Regions from separate parts of the Homo sapiens genome. Here region 1 is linked to region 2. Evidence: read pairs that join two places in POLR2A ChIA-PET (ENCODE). Cell type or tissue: HepG2. All regions are shown on one strand. Each heading gives the region's core, and the rest is flanking DNA. Links, peaks and the distances in the headings are about the cores only. Region 1 overlaps SH3BP2 (SH3 domain binding protein 2). Region 2 overlaps FAM193A (family with sequence similarity 193 member A).

Evidence for each region. Peaks named below come from ENCODE experiments on the same cell type or tissue, not always from the same donor. Only the 100,000 strongest peaks of a DNase experiment are listed, where the experiment ranks them.
Region 1: POLR2A ChIA-PET joins it to region 2 with 10 read pairs; 2 of 35 experiments call an interaction of 5 or more read pairs at or near these places.

The regions. Positions count from the first base shown.
Region 1 is chr4:2,795,434-2,807,475 of GRCh38, forward strand. All of the region lies in intron 1 of SH3BP2 (SH3 domain binding protein 2), which reads left to right. Among named protein-coding and RNA genes, the nearest start is that of SH3BP2, 8.4 kb to the left of the region's middle. RefSeq lists enhancers at 3,073-3,412, 5,817-5,866. In HepG2, for the core only: no CTCF peak of the experiment used is centred there; a DNase peak (open chromatin) is centred at 5,768; H3K4me3 peaks cover 1,267 bases.
Region 2 is chr4:2,722,684-2,734,725 of GRCh38, forward strand. It overlaps FAM193A (family with sequence similarity 193 member A), which reads left to right. Exons shown (of 21, transcript NM_001366318.2): 21 at 9,092-9,890. The coding sequence ends at 9,185. Among named protein-coding and RNA genes, the nearest start is that of TNIP2, 28 kb to the right of the region's middle. In HepG2, for the core only: no CTCF peak of the experiment used is centred there; no DNase peak of the experiment used is centred there.

The DNA of each region.
Region 1 (12,042 bases), core at 1,761-9,760, 73 kb after region 2:
CCACCTCCCAAAGTGCTGGGATTACAGGCGTGAGCCCCCACGCCTGGCAGAGTATATAGTTCTTTAATAACCGGGTGGCTTGGCCATCACTGTGCAGCCTGGGTGGGTGAGGAGAAGGGCAGGCTGGCGGGGAAAAGACGGGGAATTTGCCACAAGGTGAGAGCTGTCCTACCCCAGACGCAGTGGAGCGGCTCCCACCCCTCGGGCCAATGAATACAGGGTGGGCCGTCAGGAGGAGGGATCTGAGCCGGGCGGGCAGCCATGCAGGTACAGACAGACTAAGCCAAAGGCGGGCGGTAGGGAGGGTGGGAGACCAGTTTGACGGGAGTGGCCTTTGCATGCCAGGTGTGGTGAGGGTATGGAGGGGCCTGGGAGGCAAGGAGAAGGGGCCGTGCAGACCCTGGAATCCTTCCTCCAGGATAGGCGGCTCCTCCCCAGAAGGCCTCTGCATTCTTCTGGTGGCCCTGTCTGGACACCGAGGGGCTGGAGACAGTCCCACGTGTGGGCTGCCTAAGTCCCAGAGGGGGTGGTAGGGAGCATTTCAGGCTCACTGGCTGGCCCCCTTCCCTGGGGCACTGGACCCTCCTCACCACCCCTTGGCCTGTGCACGGGAGGGTAGACAGGATGGTGCCAAGAGCAAGGGACTGGCCCTCAGCCACGGGCCAGGAGACCTGAGCCTTGTAGGCGAATTGCACTTCCTGACCCTCAGTTTCCTGATCTGCAAAACGGGATGACAGAAGTCCCTGGCTCTGGACCACGCTGCTGGATTTGGGTTCCGTGCCGGGCCCCTGACTACACTCATCCTTCAAGGGTGACGCGAGAGAAGCACGTGCCCAGGTTCGGGGCGGGTGGAGACCTGGGTCAGACAGGAGTTCGAGGTGGTGCAGGCTCCCAGGAGGGGAGAAAGGTGCCCTCCCCCAACCTTCTCTCTTCTCCCCAGGCTCTGTAACTTCCAAGGCCATGAGAGTGGTCAGGCCCTGCTTGGTTTCCCGGCCCCCGATCACAGATCGTGCTGGAACTGCTGGCCCCAACGCCCTGAGGTGACTGGCCCTTTCTTCATGGATTCCGGTCACATCTGGTCCATCTTTGTCAGCTGGCCTCTGGGAAGAATGTGGGCTCGGCCACCTGGAGCAGTTGCCTGGGGAGATCAGAGGAGCCCTGAGGGGTTGGCAGAGCGCCCTCGTGGTATCCATACCCCCATCCCTGTAGCTGAGCTGATTCCAAGAAGTGCCCTCTGCTTCCTTGTGAATCAGATGTTTACTGCGCTCCTGCTGAGCCTGCTCCAGGCAGCTGGGTGGGGCGTAGGGTGCCTGTCTGCTCAAGCCTGCAGAGGGAGGCCAGCTCCCCACCCCAGGGTCAGCCAGGCTGGCAGGCAACAGCCTCAAGAAGGCAGTGTGCGTGCCATGGCACACGGGGCTGAGGCCGCGAGGCAGGGGCCGAGGGAAGCGGCACAGAGCTTCTCTCAGGCACCAGAGGGGAGCTGAGTTCTGGGCTCAGAGCAGGCTTCGTCTGAGGGCTTCAGCGTCCTCCTTGTGAAATGGGGTGAAAGTAGGTCTAACTCATGGGAGGCCAGATCCCCAGGCCCGAGCTAGGGCCTCCCTGCCCTTGACACTGTGTGAATGGGCAGCTCCGTTTGGGGGAGTTCCTTCAGCCTCGATCCAGGGGTGTTGTAATCTAGTGATGCTCTTCTGTGGCATTTGAGGGTCCTGGGTCCCCATGCCCTGCAGCCCTGTCCACTGTCCTGAGCTAGGCATAGGGGTGGGCCCTTGCTGCTGGCTGCCCCTGGACAAGGTGGGAAGGGATCAGGGGTCATTCTGGGAGCCTGGAATGCTGGGCGGTCCTTGGCTTTTTCTCAGCCTTGGGAGTCTGGGGCAGTGGTGCGCCTTTACCACCCACCCTGGTTTCTGCCTCTGGGGCAGTGGTGGACCTCCTTCAGAAGGCTGCTGCCCAGCCCCGGGCCCCACTCATGCAACACTGGGTGCCTGTGTACTGGGCCCTGGGCTAGGCATGCACTGCAAGAGCAGACAGGCCACAGGTCAGAGGGCAGGACCGCTGGCAGGTGCCCATGGGTAGCAGCTCACCTGCCTGGCCCACCTTGCCACTCTCTCCCTTAGAAGCAATTTCAGCTGAAGACATAAGTGTCTGTCCTGCTTGGTGCTCAGGGTACCCTCCCTGGCCACCCCCAACTCCACCCTGAGCTGGGTGCCTTCCTGAGCCCCCAGCCTGGTCTATGGCCACCATGCATGTTGACCCATCCATGGTGACCTGTCCGCCTGCCCCTCCTGCTTGGGAACTCAGGAAGGTCAGGGTCGCGTCTGAGAGCCCATGCCCTGGTGGTGCCCACGTGGGCCTGTCCCAGAGGAAGGGTGAGGGGAGTGCCGGCTCTCCCAGCCTCCCACTCCTGGGCAGGGAAGTGGCGCGGGCAACGGGCGGGCTGTGCCAAGCTCTTTGAAGGTGGCTTGTCACTCCCCCCACCTGTGTTTAACTCTACTGAGCATCAGAGCCTAATGTGCCAGTCAGCCTGGCAGCTGCCGCCCAGTTGGTGGAGTTTCCAATCAGATAATATCAGACTGTTGTGCTTTGGTCTCCCACGAAACTCTTCAGGTTTCCATCACAGCCTCCTCCCTTCCCCCTGCGGGCTGCGCTGTGACAGCCACCGCTGCCTGCCACCCGGCAGCAGGGACCCAGCTGCTTCTGGGCCTGGTCTCGGTGGCCCTGGCAGCGGTAGATAGGGAGGACCAAAGCCTGGTGAGGAAGAGCCGCCGAGCGGAGTCGGTGTCCCCTGTCCTCTCCCTGAACGAAAGTGCTTTCTTTCTCTGTAGCTGCTCTTCCTAAACGTGTGTTGGCTTGAGATTGGAGTTAGCCTGGCCTACCTGTGCCACCAGGGCTTTGGGTCCCAAAGAGCTGGCACCTGAGGCAAGTCCAAGCAAAAGGCCGGATTTCTCACCATTAGGAGGGCAATGGGGAAAGATCCAGAAAAGCTGGCCTGGGAGCCCTGAGTGGCAGGTGGGGGTACACAGCCCTGCATGGAGACCAGGCTCAGAGCCAGAGGAGGCAGGCCAGGAAACTCGGCACTCATCTCCTCTCTCGGAAACGCCCCTCCCTGACCCCAGCTGCTTCCTCTCCTCCTACTCGAGGCCAGAAAGGGAAGCCCCTTTCCAGTGGGGTGAGTGGCTGGCGCTGCCCGAGGCGGTCCGCTGATGGCTGGGCAGATAGTGCTGGGGCCTGGCCTGGCAGGCAGATCAGTGGTCAGCAGAGTGAGTTTGACCAGGGCAGAGGGGAAGATGACGGGGGTGCATCCCCCGAGCTGGGGGAAGTGACTTCCCGTTGCCATCACCTCTTGTGGCCTCAGGCGTTCCCAGGCTGAGACCTCTAGGAACACAGGTGCTGGGTGGCTCAGGTGGCTCCACCAGGCCAGGCCGTGTGACCTGGGCATCCTCCGCCTTCTCTGGGCAGGGCAGGGACAGGAAGTGCAGCCTCATGGGATGCGTGAGGGTGAGGGTGTGCCCATCCAGCTGCTGGGGCGGGGTGTGTGGGAGTGGCCCCCCAGGAGCTGCACGCAGCACGGGGCCTGGGAAACTCCAAAGCCGGCGTCAGGTCATCGAGGCCTCCGGGCTGATTAGGACTAATGGCGCTCAGGGGTGCAGCCTCAGCCTCCACCCGCCACCCGTACCCGCCCTGCCTCAGGACTTCGTTCCTGCTGTACCCCTGCTGGCTGCCTGTCCCCACAGGTGGCTCCTTCCTCCCCACCGGAGGAGCTGCTCCCAGGCGGGACCCTGGGGGTGGAATCTCTGAAATGCCTTCCCCTCGGGACCCTCACCGCGACTGGACTTCGCTCAGCTTCAGACCCTGGGCTGCAGCTGCCTAATGAGGTGGGATGGGGCCCTGGGTGTGTAAAGTGGAGGGAGGGGCAGTGGCCACCTCTGAGCCCTGAGCCATCCTGGGGTCCTGGGTGCTGGCTTCAGGAAGGTTTGCTACTTGGGGCAGGGGCTCTCTGAGATCAACCTTCCCATTTTCTTGAGGATGTGACCAGGAGGGTGATGTTTTGTGGTCGGGGTGGCTGTGCCTGCCTCTGGGGCAGGAAGTTGCTGGGGAAGGAAGAAGATTGAGAAAGGACCCCCAACCCCCACCTCTGCAGAGGATCTAGCGGGCCTTGCCCCATGCCAGGGTTCCTGCCGGCTGGCATCAAGGGGACAGCTATTCCAGGGCTGGTGTCCTGAGAAGCAGGGGGGACCCACTTGGGACCCAGGCCCCCTCGAAGACCTACCCAGAGCCACCCTTGCGGCAGGCAGGGTCCTGGCCCTTCCAGTACGAAGCTGGGAAAAGGCAGCACCAAAGATGCCAGGGGCGCCTCACGGATCCCCCCGGGGGGGCCTCCTTGAGGGGGAGCAGGAGGAGGGGCCAGGCTGAGGGCTCAGGCTGTGTGAAAGACACCCTGGTTTTGAAAAGGGAGAGGGGCTAGAGAGGTGGGGCCCGAGGGCCTGGTGGGGCTTCCAGCAGGGGCTGGCTTATGTTTTCAAGCTTACTCTGGGGTCTGGAGACCACTGCCGAACATACGCCCTCCAAGCAGTGGCCACAAGAAGACCATGAGGAGCTCGGGCGGGGTCTGGGGAAAGGGTGGGGGCTGCCACAGACAGAAGTGGGTTCGTCGAGGCTGCAGAAGGCTGGGTGGGAGTGGAGGAGGTGACGTGACCAGGATGGGGTCGGTGACCCCTGCACAGGGGCTACAGGGGATGAAAGGGGAGGGAGCAGCAGACTGCTGAGATTGGGGTGGCATTGGCCCTGGTGGGACTGACTGTCCCCGGCTCAGTCTCCCTCCTCCTTGGCTGGCTTTTCTGGCAGACAGTGGCATGGTCCAGAGCTGCCTCCCTGGGGAGGGAAAGGGCATCCCCAAGTCACTCCTGAGGCTGTGTCCCCAGAGTGTCCACCGGGCTGTGCCACCTCCCTGTCTGATGCAGCCTGCCCCTGCCTGAGCTGCCCGAGCCTGCCCCGTGGCTGCTTCCCAGCCAGGAGGAGGCCCTAGGGGCAGACACCGGCGGGCTTGCTTACAGGCCCTGCTGACTCCAGAGTCTTACTGCCACCCGAGCAGTACGTGGAGGTGCTTGTCCTGTGACCGCCCCCCCCCCGGGCTGATGACGGGCCAGGTGGCACTTCACCTGGGGGCTCTGGGGAGGCTGTCTCGGGCTCCCGTGCCAGGGGTGGGTGCAGGGAGGCTGGGCAGGCAGGAGAGCTCAGGCCTCGGCTCCCACGGGTCTGGGGCTGTGGTGGTTGGGGACCCTAACTAGAGCCATTCACCCCTCTGAGGAAGGACCTGGCCTGGAGCGCCATCCCCAGGGAGCAGTAAGGGCATTGGGGGTGTCTTGGGGTGACCTGGCCGGGGGCAGAAGGCCAGGCGGGAGTTTGCAGGTGGGGAACGGCTGGAGGAACTCGTGGAACAGCCTGAGAGGTGTCCGGCGAGGTAGGGCATGGGTGGCCTTGAGCCCTGAGGCTGAGCGGAGCTGTCTTTGAGAGCCACCTCTGCTGAGGCTGCAGCAGAAAGGCTGTGACAGGCTGGCTCCGAGGGAGGAAGGAGCTGGGCTGTGGGCGGCCTGGCCTTGGGAAGGGGGCTGGACAGTTGCATGGTTGGGGGCGGAGAGGAGGAGACCCTGATCCAGACTCCACCCCTGCCTGTCTTGACCGCGGAGGACCGGGGCCCAGACTGCAGGGGTGCAGAGAGGCTGCGGCAGAGGCTGGGGGCTGGGCTCCTTTCCCGGCAGGCCGGGCCCACCGCCAGACCCTTGTCCTCACTGGGCCTCTCTGAACAGTGGAGCGTTGTGAGGGGCCTGGGAACGTTCAGGTCACCCAGGCCCCCTCTGGGCCACGCTGAGGGTGAGGACAGGAGCCAGCGGGCATGAGTCATCCTGTCCCCTGCCCGGGCCCCGAGGCTCTGGGGTTCCCAGGCTGAGGAGGAACACACAGCTCTCGGTTCCCCAACCCGGGGTCTGGCCCACTCCTTCTTCCTTCTTTTTGCCTCTCTGTCAGCACCTCTTCCTGTTGCCTCCCTCTTGCTCCTGGGCCTGCCTGCATCTCCCTTCCCCTGTCCGGCCAGAGACCCCGGCCTGGGAGTGGCTGTGGCCTGCTCTCCCACCCCGATGCCTGCTGCAGCCCCAGCAGAGGGGCTGGCCTGTCGCCTTGAGCCCACCTGTGCTGGCCTGTGAGTGGCCCCAGGAGGAAGCCAGCGCAAGGACAAGACCCAGCCTAGACAGGAAACCTCCTGAGGCCAACCTAAAATTTACTAAGGAATAAAAAATGACAAGAAGCAGAAGGCAAGGGAATAGAATAATAAACCCAGAGAGTAAAAACGAACAACATCCGGGAAAAAAACCCATGTTAGAAAACAGTTTAAAAATATTAGCCAGGCGTGGTGGCTCATGCCTGTAATCCCAGCACTTTGGGAGGCCAAGGCGGGTGGATTAGTTGAGGTCAGGAGTTCAAGACCAGCCTGACCACCGTGGTGAAACCCCGGCTCTACTAAAAATACAAAAATAAGCCAGGCATGTTGGCGCATGCTTGTAATCCCAGCTACTCGGGAGGCTGAGACGTGAGAATTGCTTGAAACTGGGAGGCAGAGGTTGGAGTGAGCAAAGATTGTGCCACTGCACTCCAGCCTGGGTGACAGAGAGACCTGATCTCAAAAAAAAAGGGGCCGGGCGCAGTGGCTCACACTTGTAATCCCAGCACTTTGGGAGGCCGAGGCCGGCAGATCACCTGAGGTCAGGAGTTCAAGACCAGCCTGGCCAACATAGTGAAACCCTGTCTCTACTAAAAATACAAATTAGCTGGGTGTGGTGGTATGACCTGTAATCCCAGCTATAGGAGGCTGAGGCAGGAGAAGTGCTTGAACCAAGGAGACAGAGGTTGCAATGAGCCAAGATCGTGCCACTGCATTCTAGCCTGGGCACCAAAGTGAGACTCTGTCTCAAAAAAATATATGTGTGTGTGTGTGTGTGTGTGTGTGTGTGTGTGTGTGTATGTATATATGTGTGTGTATATATGTGTATGTGTATATATATGTGTATATGTATATATATGTTTGTATATATGTGTATATATATATGTATGTGTGTGTGTGTATATATATGTGTATATATGTATATATGTGTATATGTATATATATGTTTGTATATATGTGTATATATGTGTATATATGTGTATGTATGTGGTGTGTGTATATATATATGTATATGTGTGTGTGTGTGTGTATATATATATGTATATATGTATGTATGTATATCTATATACACACACACACGTAACGTTAGGGAAAAAGGATCACAGCGAATGCATTAAGGCAGCAGAAAGACCTAACCCTCAAGTGCTGAAATGAGTGGACAGAGGGAAGGGACCCTGTTGTGCTGACTCAGCCTTGGTGGGTCCCAGCCTGTGGCACCCGCTGACAGATGGTGACAGGGTTCCTGGGTAAGCGAGGGGCCCAAGGACCCTCAGTGGTGCACAGAGGAGCCATGATGGGGGCCACGCCTGGGCCCCAGCGTCCTTTGCCCTGACCCAGGAGCTTGTCCAGATAAAACGCCGTAAAGTGCCTGGGCTGAGCCCGAGGTGTGTGCAGGAGCTGCATGGTTTTGTGCGGTCCAAGGGAGGCCGCCAAGACCGCCACGGTACGAAAAGTACCACGGTGATGAGTGAAAGGGACAGGCGGCGCAGGGCTCTCAGGCCACTTACTGCTATACGGTCCCAAGGCCCACCCTGTAGGGCTTACACAGCTGCCTACACAGGGTGCCCATCGTGGTGGCTCCTGACCTCTGCCGTTGGCTCTGGGTGGGAGCAGTGGGGCTGGGTTTCTCTGACTGGCGCCCCTACTGCATGCCACCCCAGCAGGAGCCCCAGGGCCTCGGCATCTCCACTCTGTTCCCTTGTTATCTCGCCCTGGTGCTGGGATCCGGGATAAGCAGGGTGCTGTCCACTTCCAGGGCCTAGGGACCCAGTGCTGGGCCAAGTGCCTATGGCAGAGTGCTTGGGAGCTGTCTGGTTTGGTCCTCAGAGTCCTGTTGCTAATAAGCGTGGAGGGGGAGGACGGAGCAAGGCTCAGGGAGTGAAGTGACTTGCCCCTAGTCTCCAGCTTAAGGGACCAAGGCTGGGACTGGAGCCCAGGCGTGAATGGTGCCCAGGAGCTCATCCCAGGGAAGGTCTGAGATGCTGTCTGCCTCACCTGGGCATGTGGCCTGGACTGGCAGTTCTAACTAAGACCCACCTCTGTCTCTCATGTCAGAAGGTGGGTGCCTTCTCTTACCTGCAACCCCAGGGCCTTTGCACAAGCTATGCTCTGTCTGACTCTATGTAATCCCATGCTTGGCTAACTCATGTGGAAGATTGCTCCCAGGACGCTGGCGGATGTGTCAACGTGTCTGGGTGGAACAGATGTCACAAGGATGTGAGTCAGAGGTGGCTGCCTCCCTAACAGATTGGGAGCCCAGACAGAGGGTGACAGTAGCTTGGATCCCGGGTGCAGGGTGTGGCGTTTGCCTGTAGGTGCTGTGCCTGAGTGCCTCCCCTGTGCCCGATACCATGAGACTTCAGGCCGAGTGGAGTGACACTGTGCAAGAGAGACAGGGTCCGGCTGACCAGCCTCACCATGACTCCAGCCGAGCCCACTGAATAGGTGGGCTACCTTCCACCATTCCCTGGCCTCGGTTTCCTGCTCTCGGTTTCCTCAGCTGCCTGGTGGGTTCCACTGCAACTCTCTGGGGGTCTCCTTCTGTCCCGGCACCGCCTGCTCCTGTTCCTCATCCGAGTCTCTGCGGATGCGTGGACCCCGCCCTCTGTGCAGCCTCAGCACTAAGTCCTGGGTCCAGCAGCTCCGGGACTGCCCCAGTTACTCCTGGGGAAACTGAGGACTGGAGCTCTGCTTCTTTGCCCGAGTTTTCTCTAGGGTGAGCACCAGACCACTCTTTCTTCAAGGGAACCAGCAGCATTGAGCGGGACCCAAAAGGGGGCTGTGGCCTGGGAGAGCTTCCCAACCAGCCTCCCCAGGGGCTCTTGGGATCAGTTTAAAACAGAAGCAGCTCCTAACTCCTCAAGGGTGGGCTGGAGCCCCTGCTTCCCCAGGCCTTCCTGTCCTGCTGAGCTGGGCCCTGCGGTAGCTTCCTCCCTGTACCCCACATGGCGTGGCCCACCCTGTGTCCCCTGGCCTCCTACCCAGAGCCCTGCCCCCTCCACAGAGGCCAGGGCCCACCCCCACTGTCCTTAAGGTTGGTGGGCTTCCTTCTGAGAGTGGGCCTGGGGTTTCTCCTCTCCTTCTTACCCACCCCAGAGCCAGGCTCAGCAGGAAATGCCTGGTAGGGGCCCTGCCAGGGCCATAAGGCTTTCAGGGCACCCTCAGGTTGTGTTGTAGGGGTGGGCCAGGTGGCCCCAGGCTCTGGGTGACACTAGCCACGCTGGCTGGGTAGCCAAGCGTTGCAGCTCACTCAGCCTCGAGGTCCTAATCGGGAGAACAAAACGAGCAGTTGGCGATGGAGCGGGCACAGAGCTGGCGCACTCAGAACACAGTGGACATTTCCTTGGGGGCTCCCTGCCCCTCCCTTGGTCCAGCAGCCTAGCCCTCCTATCACAAGAGGTGACTGTGGGCAGGGAAGCACCCCCAACCTTCACACCCACTGTGCCCGTGGCCCAGGCGTCCCACGCATCCCAGGAGGGTCTGGTTGGCGGGAGCCCTCTGCTTCTGCTTCCTCTAGATGAGGAAGGTGCCCGGCAGATTTCCTACCTAAGCACACCCCCTGGGCCCGGAGGGTCAGCAGCCAGGCTGGTGTGGGCGTGGGGTGTCCCGGCCACAGCTGATCTGCTCAGTGACTGCTGCTGCCCTTGCCTATCGATGAGGATGCTGGGGCCGGGAGGTCACCCTGGAGGCCCAGGCTGCGCTTGGTGGGTGCAGAGCCCCTGGAGTGCCCCCCTCCTGCAGCCAGGGGTCCCCCGAGATGGAAGAAGTGGGGTGCCTGGGGCTGGCCAGATGGTGTAATTCAGCACATGAGCCCATGAGCTAGGCCCCACGGAGAGTAGGGGTTCCAGCCAGCTGGGGTGTGGACGAGGTCTGTTCATGCTGCAGGAGGCACCTGGTGCCAGTGTCACACTGGGCACTGTTCAGGCACCAAGGACATGGGGGACGGACATGCAGAGATCTCTCCCCACAGAACTGGTGTCAGGGGAGGGGCAGATAGCCAACAGACATGCTGAAAATGCCACAGCGTCGGGGGGTGCCGGGTGGGGGCTGCCTCTCTGAGGAGTGGGGGCCCTGCCGTGGACTGAGCCTGTGTGGGAGAAGGCCCAGGGCCTGCGGATTGGGGTCCAGCCCAGGGGAGTGTGGTCTAGATGAGGGGCCAAGGGGCAAGGGCGGGGCAGAGGAGGTGGAGAGGGTGGCGTTCCAGGTGGAGGGCACTGCTGCTGCCAAGGTGCAGAGAGGGAAGGGGTGTGGCACTGGGAATGTGGCTCTGTCTGTGCCAAGGGCCGCGGGGAGACGCCTGTTCTGGAGGCCAGGCCCGCAGGCAGGAAGGAAAAGCACGGCCGGACGCTGAGCTGGGCGGTTCCTCCCTTCCCTTGACACTAGAGCAAGCCCAGCAGCCAGCTGCCCCACCCCCACTGCTCAAGTGAGGAAACTGAGGCTCAGAGTGGGCCACAGGCCAGGAGGAGGGGATTGAGCCAGGCTTGTTCCCACCAAAGCCTGCACGCTGACCACGGCTCTATTCTGCCTGCCAAGGTCACATGCATAGAGCGGCCCTCTCTGGTGGGAGCCACTGGGTGGGGCAGGACTGCCGCCCCTCTCGGGACCCTGCGGGGCTGGGGCATAGGGTGCCCAGGCTGGCTGCGGTGAGGGACAGTGAAACCCTTCAGGCCAGGAGAGGCGAGGCAGGGTGGGGAGGAGGTGGGCCCCAGCCTTGGGTGGGAGCCAGGAACTTGGGGTGGTGGACCCGGCCCACCCCACACATCAGGACTCTGGAGAATTTTTTCTCAAGTGATTAAAAGGTAGAAACTCGTCAGTGTTTGTGAAGAACTGAAGTGTGAATCCTGAGCCGCCTCTGCTGCTTGTGGTTTGAGACTGGAGAGTGGCTCCAGGCGAGCAGCAGTGCCAGCCGTGGCTTCCCCCAGACCCACCTCGCCTTGCCTCACTTCACTGTCTCCAGCCCCACCTCACCGTCTCCAGCCCCACCTCACCCTCACCACCCTCGGCCTGGAAGCCCGCCCTGGCCTCCTCCCTCCAGCCAGTGTACGGCCCCTGCCTGGCCAGGCCAGAGCTCCGCCTAGGGCAACCCTCTTCCAGGTGTGGAGGCCCCCGGGCAGTCCCGACTCCCATGCCCATCTCAAGAACCTTTCCTGGGGACAGAGACACCAGGCCTGAGAGAGGAAGGCCCAGTGGGGCATCCGGAGATGTGAGAACATTGCAGCTTCCCTCTGAGGACAGAGCTTGAGGGCCAAGCATCCACCAACAGCTTGGCCTTGCTCTCTGAAGCCCAGGTGCCATGCAGGCAGCTGTGCCTACAGGGCCCTTGTCTGCATTTTTCTTAATTCCCTTTGTCCGTTGCACACAGCAGTGGCCTGACCGTCTCTGCCTCCACCCTGCACCGCTCTGTGAAGCCCCTGGGGCCTCTGAGCCCCGAACACACTGCGTCTTCTGGGAACACTGCTGTCTCCAGTGCACCAGCCTTTCTCTGTTTTGCAGCGAGCAGCCTCACGTGCGTGCCCAGGGCTGGCCGGCGGCTTGTCTCACTGGGCAGAGGTCCAGGGGTGTGGAAGGGCCTCAGCTGCGGCCGTGCTGCACTCCAGTTCTTTGAAAACCTCTCTCATTGAGAGTCCAATTAGCGCTAAGTCACAATTTTTTCACTCTGAGCTCTGAAGGATGTACTGGTTACAACCTCGCTGGGGTCTGGCCTCATGTATGGACATGACAGTGAACTCATCTGTTTGTCTGTCTGTCCTTCTCTTGGGTCCTGCCATGGGCCTGGTGCCCATCTGGGCCTTGGAGATTCAGTGGGACTTGGACCCGTGGGGAGTGCCAGG
Region 2 (12,042 bases), core at 1,892-9,891:
ATAGAGGCTGCAAGGCAAGAACGCTGTTGGGCATTCACGAATGTTTGTGGTTGAATAAACAAGCCACAGTTTAAGCAACCATAATTAAACCTAATGGATGGGTGACAGTAATAACCATTTTCAGGTTTCATTCAAGTTTAGAGACAAATAAGTAAGTAAGTAAGAGACAGGGTTTTGCCACATTGCCCAGGCTGGTCTGGAACTCTGGAGCTCAGAGGATTCTCAAACCTTCCAGAGTGCTGGGATTGCAGGAATGAGCCACCACACCTGGTCCAGTGTTTCAATTTTGCTTACAAAAGTATACTTTAGGCCGGGCGCAGTGGCTCGCACCTGTAATCCCAGCACTTTGGGAGGCCAAGGCAGGAGGATCACGAGGTCAGGAGATCGAGACCATCCTGGCTAACACGGTGAAACCCCACCTCTACTAAAAATACAAAAAAATTAGCCGGGTGTGGTGGCAGGTGCCTGTAGTCCCAGCTAGTCAGGAGGCTGAGGCAGGAGAATGGCGTGAATCCAGGAGGCGGAAGTTGCAGTGAGCCAACATCACGCCACTGCACTCCAGCCTGGGCAACAGAGCGAGACTCTGTCTCAAACCAAAAAACAGTATCCTTTAGGCCAGGCACGGTGGCTCATGCCTGTAATCCCACTTTGGGAGGCCAAGGCGGGTGGATCATGAGGTCAGGAGTTCAAGACCATTCTGGCCAAAGATGTTGAAACCCCCTCTCTACTGAAAATACAAAAATTAGCAAGATGTGGTGGTGGGTGCCTGTAATCCCAGCTGCTCGGGAGGCTGAGGCAGAGATTTGCTTGAACCCAGGAGGCGGAGGTTGCAGTGAGTTGAGATCGTGCCACTGCACTCCAGCCTGGGCAACAGAGCAAGACTCCGTCTCAAAAAAAAAAAAAGTTTGAAGTAAAAAAGACTAATTTAGAATTTAAAATTTGATTTTAGGAAGTATGTCAGATATCAAAGGTTTAAAACACTTGATATCAAAATAAGATCATCACAAAAGAAGTTATTCATTTAACCAAACTAATAATTCAAAGGTTTCAAAAAGCAAAAACCTTTATGTTTTGATAGGAGACTCTGGTTTTGGAGGGTTGGGGTTTCTGGGTTTTTTGTTTGTTTGTTTTGTTTTGTTTTTTTGAGACAGGGTCTCACTCCATTGTCCAGGCAGTGGTGCAATCACGGCTCACTGCAGCCTTGACCACCAGGCCCAGGTGATCTTTCCACCTCAGCCTCCTGGGTAGCTGGGACCACAGGCGTGCTCCACCACCCGCTGCCTGAGACTCAGTTTTCTCAACAGTCAGAAGACATAATGAAAATGGCATGAGGCCAACAGAATGTCTTTTTTTTTTTTTTCAGCTTACTCAAAAGATAATTGACAAAGTATTTTATTATCTCTTATTAATACTACATGAAATCTTATTGAAAAGAGAAAACCAGTTGCATCAGTGTATTACTATTAATTGTAGTAAAATCTTTTAAACAGATCCATCTAATTTCAATCAGCTTTGACCACACAGGATTTCCATAAATCTTTTATAACCTCTTAGAATTTTCCCATTCACTTCCTTTTCCCAACTTTCTATATTCATTTATTTTCTTTTCCATCTGTTTTTCAACTTAAGACCACTTTTAAATAACCTCTAAACTAGTCAAAATCACTTTTTCCTTTGACAAAACCACATCCTCATGTTTTTCTTATAACCTTCCTTACCAAAACACATCTTACTTTTTCTTATGTATTTTATATGTAGAACTGTTTTCCTGCTTATCTCTACTTTGAGTTACCATGTTAGTCAGAATTTTAGCTTTTAGTAACCTTAAATTATAGTGAAAACTTAAGAAATAAGCAATTATTAATATTTTGTTTATCTGAAATAAGCCAGGCACAGCGTTCACACCTTGTAATCCCAGCTCTTTGGGAGGCTGAGGTGGAGGATCACTTGAGCCCAGGAGTTTGAGGTGTGAGCTGCGATTGTGCCGCTGCACTCCAGCTTGGGAGATAGAGTGAGACCCTGTCTCAAAAACCAAACAGAGGATAAAGAATTTAAGCTTTCCAGTCAATGAAGCTTTACATTATTGGCAGAAATCATGTCAACAAACAGAAAAGCGGGCTGAGAAAGTGCATATCGTTATCAAGGGTTACGGAAGAGAGGAATTCAGTCAACTGAGAAGGTTTTTTTATTATGAATTTTTTAACTTTTTGAGATGGAGTTTTGCTCTTGTCACCCAGACTGGAGTGCAATTGGTGCAATCTCGGCTCACTGCAACCTCCGCCTTCCAGATTCAAGTGATTCTCCTGCCTCAGCTTCCTGAGTAGCCTCTATTACAGGCACCCACCACCATGCCCAGCTAATTTTTTTGTGTTTTTAGTAGAGACAGAGTTTCACCATGTTGGCCAGGCTGGCCTCTAACTCCTGAGCTCAGGTAATCCACCTACCTCCGCCTCCCAAAGTGCTGGGATTACAGGCGTGAGCCACCACACCTGGCCCTGTCTCTATTTTTTAATTAAATTAAAAACTATATATATATGTATGTATATACACACACATATATATGGTGCTTGCCTGGGCAACACAGCAAGACGTCATCTCTACAAAAAGTAAAATCAGCTGGGCATGGTGGCACACTACTGTAGTAGTTCCAGCTACCTGGGAAGCTCAGGTTGGGGAGGGTCGCTTGAGCCCAGGAGGTCGAGGTTGCAGTGAGCTGTGATCGTACCACTGCACTCCAGCCTGGGCAACAGAGTAAGACCCTGTCTCCAAAAAAAAAAAAAAAAAAAAAAAAAAGTAATCACACCAGAGAGGCAGTGAAATGTGAGAGCGGGTACATCCTACCCCTTCCCCCACCTCAAGCTGAGTAATCCACCTGCTGTATTGTATAGACTCTAGATAGAGTGTGGCCAAAGTAGCTGTAAATTAACCTCTTAATGTTGTCATAGGGATAACTCATATCCTGTAGTTCAACAGTTTATAGCCAATCACTATCAATATAATTTCTGTAAAGCAATGAGAATTCTTGACAACTTTTTTTTTTTTTTTAAGGCAATAGTCTTGCTCTGTCACCCAGGCCGGAGTGCAGTGGTATGATCTTGGCTCACTGGACCCTTGACCTCCCAGGCTCACTTGATCCTCCCACCTCAGCCTCCTGACTAGCTGGGACTACAGGCGTGGGCCACCAATCTCAGCTAATTTTTATTTTTATTTTTATTTTATTATTATTATTTTTTGAGATGGAGTCTCGCTCTGGCGCCCAGGCTGGAGTGCAGTGGCGCGATTTCGGCTCACTGCAAGCTCCGCCTCCCAAGTTCACGCCATTCTCCTGCCTCAGGCTCCTGAGTAGCTGCGACTACAGGCGCCCGCCACCACGCCTGGCAATTTTTTTTGTATTTTTAGTAGAGACGGGGTTTCACCGTGTTAGCCAGGATGGTCTCGATCTCCCGACCTCGTGATCCGCCCATCTCAGCCTCCCAAAGTACTGGGATTACAGGCGTGAGCCACCACGCCCAGCCTCAGCTAATTTTTAAAATGTTTAGTAGAGACAGTTCTCATTATGTTGTCCAGGGTGGTCTCAAACTCCTGGATTCAAGTGATCTATCTGCCTCGGCCTTCCAAACGTTGGGATTAGAGGCGTGAGCCACCAAGCCTGGCCCTGATAAACAACTTTTGTAATCACCTCCTCTCCTAATTTGTTCTTTTTTTCTTAAAAACTTGAGTTGTTCTTTCTAACCCCCTTCCCTTTCTAAAGAGGCAAGAGATTTGGGTTTCAGGGAAAAAAAAGGGAAACTGCCTTCTCTGGCCTTGCTTCACAGCATGGGATCCGGGTCCCGGTACTGGCAGTTTGGCTCCGTTCCTCCTGTGGCTTCTTTTTTTTTGGCCTAAATTACACAGCATGCTTTTAAAATTGCTGCTTCCTACTGTTTGTAATTCAGACCTTTTTTCCTCCTTAAATTTGTGACCAAGGCCAGGTACAGTGGCTCATGCCTGTAATCCCAATACTTTGGGAAGCCGAGGCGGGTGGATCACTTGAGGGTCAGGGGTTTGAGACCATCCTGGCCGACATGGTGAAACCCCACCTTTACTAAAAATACCAAAAAAAAAAAAAAAAAAAAAAAAAGCCGGGTGTGGTGGTGCACATCTGTAGTCCCAGCTACTCTGGAGTCTGAGGCAGGAGAATCTCTTGAACCCAGGAAGAGGAGGTTGTAGTGAGCCCAGATCGTGCCATTACACTCCAGCCTGGGCAACAAGAGCAAAACTCCGTCCCAAAAAAAAAAAAAAAAAAAATTGTGACCAGCCGGGCGCAGTGGCTCCTGCCTGTAATCCCACTACTTTGGGAGGCCAAAGCGGGCGGATCACGAGGTCAAGAGATAGAGACCATTCTGGCCAACATGGTGAAACCCCGTTTCTACTAAAAGTACAAAAATTAGCTGGGCGTGGTGGTGCTCGCCTGTAGTCCTAGCTACTCTGGAGGCTGAGGCAGGAGAATCGCTTGAACCCCGGAGGCGGAGGTTGCAATGAGCCGAGATCGCGTCACTGCACTCCAGCCTGGCAACAGCAAGACTCCGTCTCAAAAAAAAAAAAATTGTGACCAATTGCTGTTAGTTTTAAACTGGTGCATGAAGGTGAGTTCTCTCCCTGGCCCTCAAGAGATTTGGAAGTTTGTTTTAGAGAGTGCTCTCAGTCACTTAAGGATGTAAATCTTACTTACTTATTTATTTATTATTTTTTGAGACACAGTCTCTCACTCTGTCATCCAGGGAATTAGCAGCATTCCCGCTGAGACTGGATTTGAAACAAAGTTACAGTTCCTTAGAGCCACTACAGATTTCTTTCCTCAATGGATACCTTTAGCTTAGGATAACCACTAATAGGAATTAATTTGAATTTACTTGAAATTATTTATGACTCTTGACCATTTGGGATACCCATTTGTCATCTTTTCTACTAAAGGAAACTAAAATATTGCTCTCTCAAATACTGGGTATTGTTGAGCTGAAGACAGAGTGCAGGGGCTCTCTCTACCTCTCCTTTGTTTGCCTAAAGGTAGGACATAAATCCTTTTTTACTGAAGACAGCTACTCCGCAGCCCACAGATGGTGCCAGTGGGGCAGAGGAATCTGTGAGCAGACTTTAAACCCCAAAAGACTTTCTAAAAATGAAGTCTCAGTTCAGGCCGAAGTGAAGTGGCTTGATCACAGTTCATTGCTGGGACTACAGATGCGCCACCATGCCTAGCTAATTAAAAAAAAAAAAATTATTTTATTTATTTTTTTTTTGAGATGGAGTTTTGCTCTAGTTGCCCAGGCACGATCTTGGCTCACCGCAACCTCCGCCTGCCGGGTTCAAGCGATGCTCCTGCCTCAGCATCCTGGGTAGCTGGGATTACAGGCATGCGTCACCACGCCTGGCTAATTTTGTATTTTTAGTAGAGGCAGGGTTTCTCCATGTTGGTCAGGCTGGTCTCGAACTCCCGACCTCGGGTGATCTGCCCACCTTACCTCGGCCTCCCAAAGTGCTGGGATTACAGGCGTGAGCTGCCACACCCGGCCCAATTTTTTTTTTTTTTTTTTTTTTTTTGGTAGAGAAGGCATCTCTTTATGTTGCCCAGGCTGGCCTCTGAGTATCTTTCCACCTCAGTCTTCCAAAGTACTAGGATTACAAGCATGAACTACCTCCCCAGCCCAACCCCACAGGTTTACCTTCCCTCATTTTTGGCACTAGTCCCATGGGCAGTTTCGTTTTTCTATTTTCCTGTCTCTTTAAATCTTCCACCTGGCATTTGTGCATAGACTGTCAGCTGAGAAGCTGAGACCTTAGAAAATATGGCCTGACAGATGTGGCTTGCACCCTATTCGCAGCTAGCAAGACTTTCTTTAAGCTGTTCTTGAGAGGGGCCTGGGGCTGAAATTTTGTTCCCTCTTCAGAGACCTTGGTTAAAGCCATAAAGGGATTCTTAATTTTGGTCTCATGCATGTCTGTGTGTGTTGGCTTTGAGTCGTTTGTGCAGGTATGCCCTTGAATGATTATAAATTTCTGGTTTATATTTAGAATATGATAGGGGTTTTTTGTTGTTTTGTTTAGCCTTCTCCTAAGCTAAATGAAACCATATACTCAGAAAGTAAACAGTTTATTAAAACATTCAAAGACAAACAGCTTTAAATAGTGGTTACCCTAGACCTCTAATAAGCAAATATGTTCCACCTCCAAAACTTTTTTTTTTTTTTTTTTTTTTTTTTGGTGGGAGCACAAAGTCTGGTTCTGTCCGTCCAGGCCGTAGTGCAGTGGCGCATTCTCAGTTTGTTACAGTGGGTAGCTAGTCAGGTGTGAGCAGGGCAGGGGAGGGCCTCCTCCATCCACCAGGGATGTCAGGTGACCATCAGGTGATGGTTAGGCAGTTGTCACACTGCCTCTCTAAAATAATAATTGGTCATAGCCAGCACCAGGGAAACTGAAGCTGGTGATCAGCAGCTTCCCGATAAGATCTCAGGAATTGGGCAAGTGGGCTCAAGCATGTGCACTAAGGCACAGAATGGTGGAGTTTAACTGGTGTGTGACCTTCCAGGTACTTTACACCGGGAAGGGAAGATCGCCTCAGGTGAGCATGCGCATGCTCCAGTAAACACACTACGCATGCTCCCTCCCAAGTGCTAGCAGGCCAGTGTGTGTGCAGGCAGCCCACCCCAAGGGAGGAATTGGGAGAAGGGACGCGAGGCCCTGAAGTATGCCAACACCTAGAACCCTACATCAGAGGCCGGATGGGGCACTTGCCTCTCGAGTTGCCCACTTGGCCTCTTCCAAGTGCACTTTCCTTCCTTTTGTTTCTGCTCTAGAGCTTTGTAATGAACTTCCACTCCTGTTCTAAAACTTGCCTCAGTCTCTTCTTCTGCCTTATGGCCTTTGGTCAGATTCTTTCGTCTGAGGAGGCAATAATTGAGGCTGCTGCAGACACATACGGATTCGCCACCGGCAACTCAGGTACCTGCCACCGGCAACAGGCTCGCTCAGCCTCTGCCCACCAGGCTGAAGCCATGCTCCCACCACAGCCTCCCGAGTAGCTAGGACCACAGGTGTGCGCCACCACACCTGGCTAATTTTTGTGTTTTTTTGTAGAGATGAGGTTTTACCATGTTGCCCAGGCTGGCCTTGAACTTGTAAGCTCAAGTGATCCACGCACCTCAGCCTCCCAAAGTGCTGGGATTATAGGCATGAGCCACCACAGCAAGGCTTTATTATTTTTGAGACGGGTCTCACCTTTGTCACCCAGGCTGGAGTGCGGGGGCACCATCACAGCTCACTGCAGCCTTGACCTCCCAGGCTCAAGGATCCTCCCACCTCAGCCCCGAGCAGCTGGGACTATAGGCACATATGTGTACTGCCACTCCTGGCTAACTTTTTACTTTTTGTAAAGATGGAGTCTCACTGTGTTGCACGGGCTGGTCTCAAACGCCTGGGTTCAAGTGATTCTCCAACCTCAGCCTCCCAAAGTAGTAGGAAAACAGGCATGAGCCACCATGGCCAGCTTCAGATCTCCTCTTTGGTGTCAGTTTCAGGAAGGAAAAACCAAGAAACAAGAATGTTGACTATTTGCCTGGCTAAGACCTGACACAGGAATCCTTTTAAACAGCTTTAGAGTTGAAAGTTGACTTAATTAGAAGCTGATATTTAGGATATATGTGTATACAATTTTTTCGAGGCCTCTGCTTTCTATAAAAGCTTCTTGGAGGCCGGGCGCGGTGGCTCACGACTGTAATCCCAGCATTTTGCGAGGCCGAGGAGGGCAGATCACAAGGTCAGGATATTGAGAGCATCCTGGCTAACATGGTGAAACCCCATCTCTACTAAAAATAGAAGAAATTAGCTGGGCGTGGTGATAGGTGCCTGTAGTCCCAGCTACTTGGGAGGCTGAGGCAGGAGAATGGCATGAACCTGGGAGGCGAAGGTTGCAGTGAACCGAGATCACGCCACTGCACTCCAGCCTGGGCGACAGAGCAAGACTCCGTGTCAAGAAAAAAAAAAAAGCTTCTTGGCCAGGGAAGAAGCTACAAAAAATACAAAAATTAGCTGGGTGTTGTGGTATGCACCTGTAGTCCTAACTATTTGGGAAGCTGAGGCAGGAGAATCGCTTGAACCTGGGAGGCAGAGGTTGCAGTGAGCCAAGATCGTGCCACTGCACTCCAGCCTGGGTGACAGAGACTCCATTTGAAAAAAATTAAAAATTAGCTAGGTGTGGCCAGGCACAGTGGCTCACGCCTGTAATCCCAGCACTTTGGGAGGCCGAGGCAGGCGGATCACTTTAGGTCAGGAGTACAGATCAGCCTGGTCAACATGGTGAAACCCTCTTTCTACTAAAAATACAAAAATCAGCTGGACGTGGTGGTGGGCACCTGTAATCCCAGCTACTTGGGAGGCTGAGGCAGGAGAATCACTTCAACGTGGGAGGCGGAGGCTTCAGTGAGCTGAGATTGTGCCATTGCACTCTAGCCTGGATGACAAGAGCGAAACTCCTTCTCAAAAAAAAAAAAAAAAAAAAAAAAAAAACCGGTGTGGTGGTACATGCCTGTAGTCCTAGCTACTTGGGAGGCTGAGGCAGAGAATTGCTTGAACCTTGGAGGTGGAGGTTGCAGTGAGCCGAAACTGCCACTGAACTCCAGCCTGGGCAAGAGAGTGAGACCCTGTCTCAAAAAAAAAAGGATTTCACCATGTTGCCCAGGCTGGTCTCGAACTCCTAAGTTGAAGTGATTTGCCCTCCTCAGCCTCCCAAAGTGCTGGGATTACAGGTATGAGCCACCACACCCTGCCTGGGCCTGATAATTTAAGGGCGCTCACAGCTCTCAGATTAAACGTTTCTTTTCTTTCTCAGGACTCCTTCCGCCCACCCATTCCTCCTCCCGAGTCCTTTCCCCTTCTCAAGTGCAGCCTGTAGCAGGGCCTGGAGGGGACCCTTGACACTGTGCCCCTCACCGAGAATCTAAACCCCTGACCCCGCAGTGAGTTTCTGGCAAGAACAGGAGTGTGATGGGCTTTGCCAAGCACCAGCTTGGTTGTGGGCTGTTTCCTTCAGTGACTGTTTGGCTTTTTGTCTTTGCAGGTTCTGCTTGGATTCTGCTAGACAGACCCGACAAAGACTGTCTATCAACTGGTCCAATTTTAGCTTGAAAAAAGCCACCTTTGCTGCCCACTGAATGAGGACTCCCTGGAGAGGGACACGCGAGAGGCAGGCCAGGCTGCACCACCCCAAGAGCCACGCCCCTCGCTGGCGCCCCAGAGCCGTGGTGCTTGCCAAGGGCTGTGCGGAGCTGGTGCTGCCTGAAACCCCAGACCGAGAAGTTGATGCTCGGCCCACGCCGTTAGCTCGTGTGCGTGTAGTCTGTGCGTGAGACTCCTTCGATTGTAGCTCTGTGCTGTCGGATTGGAACAGTAGTTCCCGCCAAGTCCTCCCACCACCGCGGCCTCGGAGGCCTGGGCCGTGGCCAGATAGGAGTTTGCATCATCCACGTGGCTCCGTTGCCTCTGCATTGCGCCCTGTCCTGTCATGTGTCCTCACCGGGGTATCGGCCGTCACTCAGCTCTCCTGTGCCCCTGCGTCTCACCCTAGGCGGGCTGGGCGGGGCAGGCCTCCTTTGTTCTCCACAATCTACTGTCTCCGAGTGTACACGTTGCGCTGTTTGTGTTTGATCCCCCTGACTTGTAGCCAGCTTGTGTAAGATCCCTTGCAGAACGAGAAAGTTAAAAACAAGCCCACCCAGTACTCACACCATCAAGTCTGTTATAGAGTGTACGACTGTATTAACACGGAGGCCTGCCTGGCTACTTTTTTAACATATTGTTAAGTAATATTAAAATCATGTCTTTCTTTTTGAAAGATGGAATACATTAGTACAGCAGGAGACCTCGGCTGCTTCTTTCTGCTGGGGGAGTGGGGGGATAGCGGGAGAGGGCGTGTAGGTGATGTGTCCGCCATGGGGAGCCAGGGCACCACCCCGGAGCAGGTCCCAGGTCTCTCCAGGCAACGGCTCACCCATCCTGGTGCCCCCACCATCCTCTGTGTGCCAGGCAGAGCAGGCAGCAGGAGACAGAAAGCTCCCAAGGAGCTGCATCCTGGTTACTTCTTACTACCTAGAACACTCAGTAGCTCCCACTTCTCCCAGCCTCATGTTCAGCCTGTCTCTGTGTGCCCTATCAGAGTATGACTTCACTCTGAGTGAAGGTGAATAGGGCAGGGCCTGGTTGGGGAGAGGGTAGGGAGAGCCAGCTTCTGGAGGTATTCGGACGATGAGGCCACAGGATTTCCTGGTGGACAGGATGCAGGTAGGAGAAAGAGGTGAAGACCTGCGCTGTGTGCCTGGAGGTGGGACTGGAGACCAGTTCTGGATGGTGAGTCTGGGATGTCCACCGGCCACCCAGGTGAGAGGTCTGGAACTGGGGACTGCTGTTCATGGACAGAGCCTGTGTGAGGGCCCTGCAGGGGTGAGTAGATGGGATGGGGGCCCGAGCTGTGGAACCAGGAAGGCAGAGGAGGGTGAGGAGGCTTCGAGGCAGGTCAGGGGAGACAAGGCCCAGGGCACCCCCACCCAGGCACCGGTTTGCAGGAGAATGAGGTGGGGACAGCAGGTCCTAGAACTCTGGAGATTGCACGAAAGCTGGAAAAGGGTCACCAACCAGGGGAGGTGCAGCACGACGAACTTTCCTCACTTGTTTTTTTTTCCAGGTGTGAGGAAGAGAACGTTCCTTTGTTCGTGGGATGATAGGGCAGAGAGTGAAGCAGGTCAGGCCATGACCACGGCAACAGTAGTGTCCTTGAAACCCCAGTGCAGGCCCCCGGGACTCCAGCCGCTGCCTCTTCTGGCTGCGGTGGTGGCTGGGGAAAGGCCCAGGCCCGGGCCTCGCCCTATGGGGAAGCTGCCTGCCCAGGCCCCCAGTACCTGCCCTGCTCTCCCCATGGACAGCCTTTAACACTGTGCTGAACCATGCCTGTTGCTGAGGGGAACTGCACAGCCCTGAGTGGTGATGGGGAACTCTGGGTGCCCCGACACACTAAGCATCATGCTGGGACCTAGAGACCCTCAGACGCCCACCGCACATGCCCAGTTCTGGGCACTCCCATCACCTCCATGGCAACCCTGCCTGCGGCTTCACAGCTCTGCCCGCTCTGGCCCCTGACCTGCACCTGCTAGCTTTGGCCCTCAGGCTCCCAGCCATTGTCCTGGCCATGCCCTTGCCAGGAAGGATCTTCCTCTATTTCCCTGGAAACCACTCATCCTTCCAGCATCCCAGGGTGCTTATAGGACATCCAGCTCCAGGGTCCCTGACTTGATGGGAGCCCCTGGGGTTCCTGATGACATCACTTCCCTGTGGGGGAGGGTGGGGCCGCCATAGGGGAGCCTCACATTTTTGACTCACACAGTAGCACAGGGTGAGTATCCCTTATCCCTTATCTGGCATCCTCAGTACCAGAAGTGTGTCCAGTTTCAGACTTTTTTGGATTTGGAGTATTTACATCATGCTTACCAATTGAGCATTTCTAATCCAAAAATCTGAAATCCAAAATGCTCCAATGAGCATTTCCTTGGAGCATCATCTTAACACTCAAAAGGATTTGAATTTTGGAACCTTTCGGGTTAGGCATACTCAACCTGTAATAGTCATGAAATGAAACAATAACAATAGTTAGAAAGGAAACTTTAACAGTGAACAGTTGTATTGAGAAGCTTACTGTTTTCTGCACCCTCAGCTCTGAGCCCTGCTCAGAGATTTTGCCTGGGTAGAGAAACAGGCAGTAAAACAGATAGCTCCTAATCTCTTCCCAAAGAAACTGACTTTGTTTGCAACAAAGAATGAAGAGGTTCAAGCCTGAAGGCACTCAGAAACAGTGGAGGCCATGAAACCCTGGGAAGAGAGACAAGATGCAGGCTCAGCTACAGGCCAGATAGTTTGCAGGAGGTAACTGAAGAAAAGAGCTGGGAGAAGGCATCCAGGGGTCAGAAGGAATATCACACAGTGTTCCCAGAAACTCTCTCTTCAAAGGAGTCAGAATTTGAT